Regions from separate parts of the Homo sapiens genome. Here region 1 is linked to region 2. A link is an interaction called in ENCODE POLR2A ChIA-PET data of the cell type or tissue named here. Cell type or tissue: HepG2. All regions are shown on one strand. Each heading gives the region's core, and the rest is flanking DNA. Links, peaks and the distances in the headings are about the cores only. Region 1 overlaps LINC02137 (long intergenic non-protein coding RNA 2137). Region 2 overlaps CIAPIN1 (cytokine induced apoptosis inhibitor 1).

What was found. Peaks named below come from ENCODE experiments on the same cell type or tissue, not always from the same donor. Only the 100,000 strongest peaks of a DNase experiment are listed, where the experiment ranks them.
Region 1: POLR2A ChIA-PET joins it to region 2 with 8 read pairs; 1 of 35 experiments calls an interaction of 5 or more read pairs at or near these places.

What each region holds. Positions count from the first base shown.
Region 1 is chr16:58,453,949-58,459,261 of GRCh38, forward strand. The region is part of intron 2 of LINC02137 (long intergenic non-protein coding RNA 2137); the gene reads left to right. Among named protein-coding and RNA genes, the nearest start is that of LINC02137, 35 kb to the left of the region's middle. In HepG2, for the core only: no CTCF peak of the experiment used is centred there; a DNase peak (open chromatin) is centred at 2,483.
Region 2 is chr16:57,429,378-57,434,756 of GRCh38, forward strand. CIAPIN1 (cytokine induced apoptosis inhibitor 1) reads right to left here. Exons shown (of 9, transcript NM_020313.4): 5 at 4,667-4,835; 6 at 3,110-3,183; 7 at 1,774-1,889; 8 at 881-962. Among named protein-coding and RNA genes, the nearest start is that of CIAPIN1, 15 kb to the right of the region's middle. In HepG2, for the core only: no CTCF peak of the experiment used is centred there; a DNase peak (open chromatin) is centred at 3,346.

The DNA.
Region 1 (5,313 bases), core at 1-5,000, 1.0 Mb after region 2:
CTTTTCCAGCTTCTAGAGGCTGCATGCTTTCCTTGGCTTTGTGGCCCTTTCTCTATCTTCAAATCCAGCAACACTGTCAAGCCACATCCTTCTCACACTGCCATTTCTTTGGTTCCCTCCTGCCTCCCTCTTCCACTTTTGATGACCCCCGTGATTACCTTGGACCCACCTAGATAATCCAGGATCATGTCCCTATTTTAAAGTCAGCTGATTAGCAACTTTCATTCCATCTGCAACCTTCCTTTCCCTCTGCCAAGTAACATAACATATTCAGAGGTTCCAGGGATTAGGATTTGGGGGGGGGGGGGGTTATTCTGCCCACCACAGGTACTAATATTTGTTTGTTGTCCGTGGTCCATGGTATTCCCAGCTTGCATTGCCACTTTACAAACATTCATCTACTCATTCATTCATTCATTCATTCATTCATTCAGCAAGGACTGGTGGAGGGCTCCCATCTACTAAGTATCTGGGGCTAAACAGTGATCAAGCTTCCTTGCCCTCAGGAAGCTCATCGTTCAGGGCACAGATGAAATTGCACACAGACAACCACTGTATGGAGTGAGGGAGGGTTGTTGAGCCACCAGCTTCACTTCTGTGTATCTGTTTCTTCATCTGTAAAATCAGAAAAATAAAGCTACAGCTAGCTCTCTAAATATTGAGTGAGTCAAAGGAGATAACATATGTAGGTAATGCCCTCTGCATTATCCCTGGCACAATAAATGGCAGATTATTATTACAACAAAGCAGGGGGCTCAAAGGGGGCCCAGAGGAGGCGAGTCAGGGAATGAAGGGGTTAGTTGAGGTCTAAATGGACACTCCAGAGATAAATGGGAGGTGTAGAAAATGGAAGGAAGAGGTCTCCAGACAGAGAGAATGCACATGCAAAGACCCCACGGTGAACAAGCCCCTCAGTCCTCACAACCCCAAAGCCCCACCAGCTCTCTTCTCGTCATGTGCATGAGTTGTGCTCCCTCCCCAGAAGTCTTGAAGCCCCAGGACCCCCCTGACTTCTCAGCACCCAGTTCCAAGGCAGCTGGATGTGTCACAGCACCTACTGCACTCATCACAAGGATTCTCTTTGCCCCCACGCTTTGCACCTGAAACTACGTGATTCATCGTCCTCACAGCTACTAATCAATGGATTCAAACGGCACCAGGCCCTGGGCTGTTACCCACTCACTAATTCCTCAAAGCTTTATCATTAGACCCACTTGAGAAACAAAGAGATCTGCAAGGTTAGGTTACTTGCTCCAGGTCACCCAGGTAGTGGATGGTGGAACCCAGGGCTGTCTGTCTCCAAGCCATGAAGCCTGCACAGGCCAGCAGCCCAGGTCTTTAATGCTCAGCTCTATGCATGGAGGATATATGGTGAGGAAAGCGGGGTGAGTTGAGACTTTAGAAGAATAGCTGTTCTGGCCAGGCGCAGAGGCTCATGCCTGTAATCCCAGTACTTTGGGAGGCTGAGATACGAGAATTGCTTGAGTCCAAGAGTTTGAGACCAGCCTGAGCAACATGGGGAAACCCTATCTCCACAAAAAATACAAGAACTAGCCAGGTGTGGCGACATGCACCTGTAGTCCCAGCAACTCAAGAGGCTGAGGTGGGAAGATCGATTGAGCCTAGGTGGTTGAGGCTACCGTGAGCTATGATCACACCACTGCACTCCAGCCTGAGCAATGGAATGAGACCCTGTCTCAAAAAGAAAAAAAAAAAAAAAAAAAGAATAGCTGTTCTATCCTAGGGTCATAGAGTCAGCCTAGTAGGGACCAGAGCCTGGGGCAAGGGGCAGGGCAGAGGCCACAGCACTTGCTAAAAAAGAACAGACTCCCTTCTTTGCCAGAATAAGTTGTAATAGTAATGAGTTCCAAGAAAAGAAAGGACAAACAGGCTTAGATGCTTAAGGGAGGAGGGTTCCATACCGTGCCCTCCCATCCTCAGCAGGGCCTGGTCCTGCCCAAGAGTAGGGACATCTGACTCAGAACCAGCACAGGAGCAGAGGGAAGGCTGAGCCTCTCAGGTCATCCCTTCCTTGACTGGAGACAAAGCTGTGCAGACAAACAAGAAAAAAAGCCCATGTTGGGTTCATGGTGTACACTTGTGGCTTCTGGTCCCTTCATTTTCATAGTCAGCGACATCAAGCCAACTGTTTTCTCTTGGAGAGCACAGACCTCCACCCACACTGTCATAATGTCCAAACTACCTTCTTGGCATTAAATCTTTCTTTTATGAAATCATGGTGATAACAGATGATTTCTGCGTGTATTAGGTAAAATAAATGATTGGCATCTGAACAGTAAAGAGTTAGCTCAGCAGGCTGGTATTGCTCAAACCCTGCACATTCCAAAGAAGGGGCTGGCCCTTGACTCCTTCTGGGAGATAACCTCAGCCCTTGTAGCATCCTGTTTGATAACAATGTTTTTGTACGTCTGGGGCCTCCTGGCACACTGTATCAGTTTGACCAGAGTTTATGCTAACAATGTAACTTGTGATGAATGCCTGTTTTTATTTGTCTGACACCACTGTGTCCGTTTGATCTCTGGGGGCCTGGAGACTGGTGGCTAAGGTTGGTCACATGGGTGATGCATACTTACATGACTGACCTCAATAAAAACCCTGGATGCTAAGGCTTGGGTGAGCTTCCCTGGTTGGTAACACCTTGCATAAGTCATCATACATTGTTGCTGGAAGAATTAGTGTGTTCCCAGGTGAATCCACTAGGAAGGGACACCTGTAAGCATGCACCTGATATCCCCGCGACTTTGTTTTTGTACCTTTTCTTTTTACTGATTTTGATCTGTATCCTTACACCACAATAAGTGATAAATACGAGTACAATGGCTTTTCTGAGTTCTGTGAGTCCTAGCAAATCATGAAGCCTGAGGGTGATCCTGGGGACTCTCAAGCCAGCATTCTAAGTTGGCTCCCCAGTTTCTGTTATTTGGAAACTTGATTGAAACCTGATTCAACCCAACCCTGTTGTCATGGTGCTCAGGACACTGGGGAAGCTGCAGCCCCTGAGAACGGAGAGTGCCCCTGGGTGGTGAGCCATAGAGCTGAGTCTGCCCCAGGTCTGGGGAGTGGCCCATGCCCAGCTCTGTGGGTGGCTTTAGCTCAGGCCCAAGATGAGGCTGGGCCAATGACAACCCAAGAAGGATGAGCCTGCCAAAAGGGGGCCCCTCTCCAGCTCTTCAGGAGAGATGTTTCTCTGGACATACGGGTTTTCCTAAGGAAAGAGAAGGCTTTGCCCAGCTCCAAAGAGCAAGTCTCATCTTTTCGTCTGCTTTCGGCCAGATTCCTACCTGTCCTAGAAACTCCCTGGAGCCCACAAGGGAAACCGTGCCTCCCCTTTTTCCCCTTCGGGTTCTCCCCTCCTGCAGAGAGCAGGGTAGGTCAGCCCCTCAAGCACACATTTGGGCTGCAGGAGCACTATGATGGAGGAGAGCCTGGATGGTCACCCGCCACTCTCCATGAGGGGTGCTTTTCCCTAGACCAAGTCCCACCTTTCAAGGGAAACTGAGACAAGGAAACCTTAGCTCTGGTCCACGTGACAAAGTGTAGAGTTTAAAACAGAAGCTTCTGAAACTGAGGTCAAATAGTTCATCCCCGGCCTGCCTCAATTTTTTTTGGTTGTTGTTGTTTTATTTTGAAATGATTGTAGATGTACAGGAAGTTGCAAAAAAATTAGTACAGAGAGGTCCAGTGTAGCCTTCATTCAATTTCCCCCAATGATAACATCTTACATAACCATAACAAAGATCAGGCTGGGCACGGTGGCTCACGCCTGTAATCCCAGCACTTTGGGAGGCCGAGGTGGGTGGACTGCTTGAGGTCAGGAGTTCATGACCGCCTGGCCAACATGGTGAAACCTTGTATCTACTAAAAATACAAAAATTAGCTGGATGTGGTGGTGCACATCTGTAGTCCTGGCTACTCCGGAGGCTGAGGCAGGAGAATCACTTGAACCTGGGAGGCGGAGGTTGTAGTGAGCCAGAATCAGGCTGCTGCACTCCAGCGTGGGTGACAGAGGGAGACTCCATCTCAAAAACAAACAGACAAACAAACAATAAAAACACACACACACCATAATACAAGATCAAAACAAAACCTCAGGCTTTGAAATGAGGTGGAGGTTGTAGTGAACCAAGATCGTGCCATTGCACTCCATCCTGGGCAACAAGAGAAAAACTCCATCTAAAAAAAAAAAAAAACAAAAAAACTAATACAATGTAAATGCTGTGTAAATAGTTGTTATGCTGTATTGTTTTTTATTTGCATTACTTTATAGTTACATTATTTTATTTTTTAATATTTTTGATTTGTGGTTGGTTGAATCCATGGATGTGGAACCCATGGACACAGAGGGCCACTGTATATATGTGTGTGTTTGTGTGTGTGTGTGTATATGTGTGGTGTGTGTGTGTGTGTGTGTGTATGTGCGTATGTATATATATAAAGCATTGAAGATCATACCCCCAAAATGTTAACACTGCCTATTGTTAGGCAGTGGAATTATTAGTGATTTTTATTTTCCCCCTGCATAAGGTTTATGCATTGAATATACATAACTATTATAATTTGTAAACAATATTATCAGTTCCACCTCTTGCCTTGACTCAGCACCAACTGGGTTTCCATGAGCCTGCTAAAGTTTCCAGGGGAAGTGGAGGGACATTTGCAAATGGCACTGGAGGGGGCTCTACTGTCCTCAGGAACCGAGGAGACAGTGGGGTGTCCAGAGTTACCAGGATAGCAAGGGGCTGGCCCTGCAGGGCAAAGGGCCCTTACATATCATGGGAGAAAGGGGATTGCAATAAAACCAGTGAGTCGTCCACGGTGGCCCAGGAGCAGGGAGCAGATAATCTGGTAACTGGTGAAATTCCAGAGCCAGGCTGAGGCCGGGAACTCTTCCCCACCCGCTTCCTCGTTCCAGCTTCCTCACCATCTACTCATGCATACCCAGGCCTCTCCACCTCAATTCAGGAGCTCCCATTGAGGGGCAGGGCTGCAATGTGCTTAGCTCTGTGCCTCCCTGAGCTCAGCACAGGGCCTGGCTGATCCAGTGTAGGATGGATGGATGGATGGATGGATGTTCTCTCCCTTTCGTCCGCCTCCCATCTCCATCTGCTGATCTTCCACCTCTTGGGGGCTCAGATGCCTCTTCCTCCAGGAAGCCCTTGCTGAGTCCCCTAGGCCTCCACTGCACTCTATGGTAACATCAATTACTCATCTTAGTAGAGTCGGCCTGGTACTGAGATTATGGGACTCTGAGCTGGTTTCCATCAGTGCATGAACCTTAAAGTCAAGGTCAAT
Region 2 (5,379 bases), core at 284-5,283:
TGAAGGAAATGGCTATGTTTGCAGGTCCAATTGAGACCAAAATACTAAGAGTTTTCAAGATTTCTGGTTTCGTGAAAAACTATAGTCATGAAAAGTTCCCTAGGAGGCCATAGTTCTTTTTTTTTTGTTTTTGAGATGGAGTCTCCCTCTGTCACCCAGGCTGGAGTGCAGTGGCGCGATCTCAGCTCACTGCAAGCTTCGCCTCCTGGGTTCCCGCCATTCTCCTGCCTCAGCCTCCCAAGTAGCTGGGACTACAGGCGCCCGCTACCATGCCCGGCAAATTTTTTTGTATTTTTAGTAGAGACGGGGTTTCACCATGTTAGCCAGGATGGTCTCGATCTCCTGACCTCGTGATCCGCCCTCCTTGGCCTCCCAAAGTGCTGGGATTACAGGCGTGAGCCACCGCACCCGGCCTTTTTTTTTTTTTGAGATGGAGTCTCCCTCTGTCACCCAGGCTGGAGTGCAGTGGTGCGATCTCAGCTCACTCCACCTCCCAGGTTCAAGTGATTCTCCCGCCTCAGCCTCTGGCATAGCTGGAATTACACACGTGAGCCACTGCGCCCGGCCATAGTTCTATATTCTATGCAGTTCAAAACACAACCAACTTTAGCTAACTGTCTAACCATCAGGTCCCACTCTGAAGTACAAAGAAATGGGCCAAAAATAAAAAGCAACAAGACCCTCCCTGACCAGCACAAGCACGCTAACCCACTCTCACTCTCAGGAGACAGCCTCTCTCCCCATTACTACCTACGTTCGTGTGCTCACGCATTCGTCTGTTACTAAAATATTTGAGGTGGAGCTTGTCTGTGTTTAGTTTAGAAGAAGGTCTAATCCCCCTGGGGGTTTGTGAATGCTGAGGAATGATCCTGATATTTACGTTTCCACAAGCTGACTTGGGTTGGGAGCTCATCTGTTCCCTTGACTTCTCTTTTTCCAGTTCTTCGGCAAGGCCACAGGTGCTGCGGGAAAATCAGTAACTAATGAACGAGAATTGTCACCACCCAGAAATCCCAAATCCTAACAGTGCCAAAATGTGCTTTAAGCCTTTTCTCTTCACACCAGTGTCATAACTCAGAAGCCTATAGGCCAGGCAGACAGCAGCAATATGAGAGGCTGCTGAGGGAGACAGAAGTGGGAGGAGGATGAGGGAAGTACCGTGTGTGCTCTGTCTACAGAGGGCAGCCACTACTCAAGCTTCAGCTGGTTATCATGCTGGGGAAAGTGGACCCAGATTGCCATATTTTCCAAATTCAAGAACAGAAGGGAAAAAAATCTGTGTTTTCACTTGAAATTTCCTGATTTGTAAATGCTGGCAGCTTTTACATTTAAAAAACACTGATGATTAACGCTGATGATGAACATCACTGATTAACTTTCTACAATCCTTCCCATCCATTTATAAAAACAAATGTGAAGACACCAAGGTCTCGCTCTGATGCCCATGCTGGAGTGCAGTGGCACAATAGTGGCTTACTGGTAGGGTTTTGAGGGAGAGTGAAATTAGATACATGGCACAATTACGGCTCACTGCAGCCTCGACCTCCCAGGCTCAAGTGATCCTCCTGCCTTTGCCTCCCAAGTAGCTGGGACCACAGGTACATACCACCATGCCTGGCTAATTTTTTTTTTTTTTTAATTATTTGCAGAGATGGTCTCCCTGTGTTGCCCAGCCTGGAAAATGTATGTTCTAAAAATAGTACAGCACCGCGATGTCTTCAGCATGAAGCCACTGGAGGCAGCATGGCAGGCTCCAGTCACCCCAGCACTCACCAGTTCTTACAGGCCTTCCTCTTTTTCCCTTCCCCACAAGAAGCAGCCCGCAGGGAAGCTGGATCTGGCTTCTTCAAATCTTCTGGATCCAGCAGCTCATCTGAGTCAATGAGATCCTGGAGAGTGTTCAAAGCAATGAGTGATACAGTCGTGGTCTCTGCTAATGAAAAGCTAAAGTGACTGCAGGCTTCGAGAGGAAACTTGGAGTCCAGGGTAAAGAAGGTGTCCACCCTGTCCTCCTTTTGGTTGATCATCATGTTCAACCTGACCACATGCTCAAGAGGCCAACGGTGAGTTAAACTACATCCACAGAAGATGCACTAGGATGCAAAGGAATTAGAAACAAATTTACATGAGAAAAAGCTGTATGACTGGCCAGCAATGTGTAGAGAATATACACATGTTGGGGGTTGGGGGCAGGAGTGGGGAGAAGGGAGGGAACAGGCAGAACAGAGAAAGAGAGAAGTGTTTATGAAGAGTCACGTGAAAAAGGGAATAAAATATCTTTTACATAATCCCAGATAAAAATCAAATAATTATATATACCTTTATGTAATTCTTTGTAAATGTGTAGACACTTAGTCTGTAAACCCTATGAGAGCATGAACCTCACTTATTTTGCTCACTACTCTAACTTCAATAGTAGAGGTGTAGAAATGAAGAACTTTATTACAGACATGGCCAAAGATAGAAAATAGTGCTTTTTAAAGCATGGAACAGTCAGCAACTTGCCCAAAGGTGCCAATAAAACTATTTAAGCTGACAAAATCTTTTCAGGTTTACACATGCCCACAAGAGTTTTCAACATATCGTATGAAGTGAGAACAAGAAATTATGTGGGGAAAAAGAGATGCTAAAAAATTTAAAATGCCACCAACATGGCCAAGCGCAGTGGCTCACACCTGTAATCCCAGCACTTTGGGAGGCCGAGGCGGGCAGATCACTTGAGGTCAGGAGTTTTGCGACCAGTCTGGCCAACATGGTGAAACCCCGTCTCTGCTAAAAACGCAAAAATTGGCCAGGTGTGGTGGCACATGCCTGTAATCATAGCTACTTGGGAGGCTGAAACATGAGAATCGCTTGAACCCGGGAGCAGAGATTGCAGTAAGCCGAGATTGTGCCATTGCACTCCAGCTTGGGCAAGAGAGCGAGACTGTCTCCAAAAAAAAAGCCACCAACATGGAGTTTCCTTCTAAATCAAAGATGTGACAGGCATAGTCACAAATCTGGGCTTTAAATACGTTCACACCTACAAGTCCAGAAAGGTCACTATAGCTGTTCACACCCAAACTGGGGCCTGAAAGAAAGCAATCAAGTGACAATGCTGCCAGCTCACCATGCTGTCGTCCTCCATATCGTTGGCTGAGAGGGTCCACAGCTTGGCAGCAGCAGGGTCCACAGCAGGTTTCACTGAGTCCAAGCAATAAAAGAAAAAACTCCATAAACACAGTCAGAAACTATTAATTACAAACATACATAAATGCTTCCTGCTGTGTAGAAGAGAACACACTGGCCTGGGAGGCAGAAGATGTGGGTTCACAGTCCAGCTCTACCCCTCTGAGAGGTCTGACCTTGGGCCAACCACTTGCTGATAGTTACAGAAGTCACCATTTGCTAAGCTCTTGCTTTGCACCAGGCACCATATTAAGCACTTATATACATTATCTAACTTAATTCTGCTGACAACCTTATGAGGTAACTATCTGTCATCCTACTTTTACCGCTGAGGAAACAGGTTTAGACACTTAGGCTGGTTCCACAGGCTGCAAAGCCTGTCTGATGCTTTTAACCTCCATTCCATATTGCTTCCTCCTCGATACCTTAGTTTCCATTCTATAACATGAAGTTAAATTGTACTTCCTATGTTACTGCAGGTGTTTTGAGGATTAAATGAGAAATGTGTCAAAACCTTCAAAAATAGCAGAGCTTTAGCCTCATGTAAACCTGCTACATACAAGAAAATAGGCTCTAGAGCTGCTGGTGGCAAGGTAACACCATCAGTGGCAGACAAACCTCACACTTCCTGGTTCTCTGTCTAGTCAGGAGAATGCAAGGAAGAGGCAGAGAGCTGAGGCTCGGATGCAGTGTGGGCAAATCCTCGCAGGCCCTTGGGGTAAGAGTACCCTCTAGTGATCATTGTCACAGCTGGATGCTCATACCTTCCACAAGGCCAACTGTTCTAAGCTATTCCTACCCATTCTGGAACCATGAATCGAAAGGTTAGATTCCAAAGGATTTCTTGAAGATTTAGGTTAGACAGTCAAAACCGTACAAGTGGGAATGTACCAGTAAATATCTGTTAATGTCTGCATACCTCACAGCTGGGTCAATTCAGGCATTTAAAAATAGGGATAGGAAGGATGAGGATGGAGCTGTGTGTGTGTGTGTGTGTGCGTGCGCGTGCGTGCACGCGTGTGCTTGTACACAATTTTCTAGTCAGAAGAAATATAGTTTTATAAGTGTCTTAGCATCCTCAAAGTAAGAACAGCTGATTTTCCTGGCATGGGGAAAAAAGCACATGAGAACAGGAACAGGGCACTCTCATACACCATTACCACTACACTGTGAGGTCTTCTGAGGAGAAACGTTAATTCTGGGACCTGGAAGGACCTCATTAATTAAACTGTGTGACTCAGTCCTGTAAAATTAGGAGGCCTCGGTATCTTCTGGTGCAGAAGAAGGAGCTGAACTAGATAATACCTATGTATTATTTCAGTTTTGGATCCTAATATGCCCATGATAATAGTACATTAAGTATTCTTCTTTGTGGAAATGGCAGAAATCAAAGGACTAATCCTCTAAAAATATCACCATCTCATTTATTGCTGGCTCAATTTCTAACATGTCCCTCTAAGCCCATTCAAACAGAAGAATGTCCCTAGGCCAGCCTTACCTGAAGGAGAAGACTTCTTGGTGATGGAAAGCTTAAGCTGCCTAGAAGAACCCACTTCAAAGTTTGGTTTTTTGCCTGTGATCTGAACAAACAGCAGGTTGTCACTTTCATGACCAAGGTGTTCTCGAACAGACTGTACTTCCTCAGGGGTTAGGGGCTCCCGCTGCAGCTAGAATTCAAGACATCAAAAGGATTAGTTCACCCTCCTCTGTAAAATGGTTTACTATGTCTACCTACACAGGAGTCAAAGACTCATTTCTGTGCATTAAGGATGTAACAGTGGATGGTAACAGATAACACTTTATGCCTCACATTCAGTTTCTCACTGATCAGAACCCTAGAGTATAACCTTTGTCTGCATGTTTACTTGGAGCCTACCCCTTGGAAAATGTAAAAGTACTTAAAAAACATTAGGGATGAGGCATATACTAGTTATTTGGGATGTAATACAATTATGAAAATGAACCAGATGTGGTCCTACTGTGTAACAGGAAAGAATGCCCACAATGAAGACAGCAGAAATTTATATCCCAAAAGAAAAAGGGGGAGGAAAATCCTTTCTATGTTCCTTGGGATAAAGTAGCAGAGAGTAAAGGTAGAAAAAAAGGGTCAGGGTGCCACCTCTATGTCCAATAATTATAGACTGGTTACATAAATCACAGTCCATCTATTGTATGGAATACTATTACATCATTAATATGAATGAAGGGAAA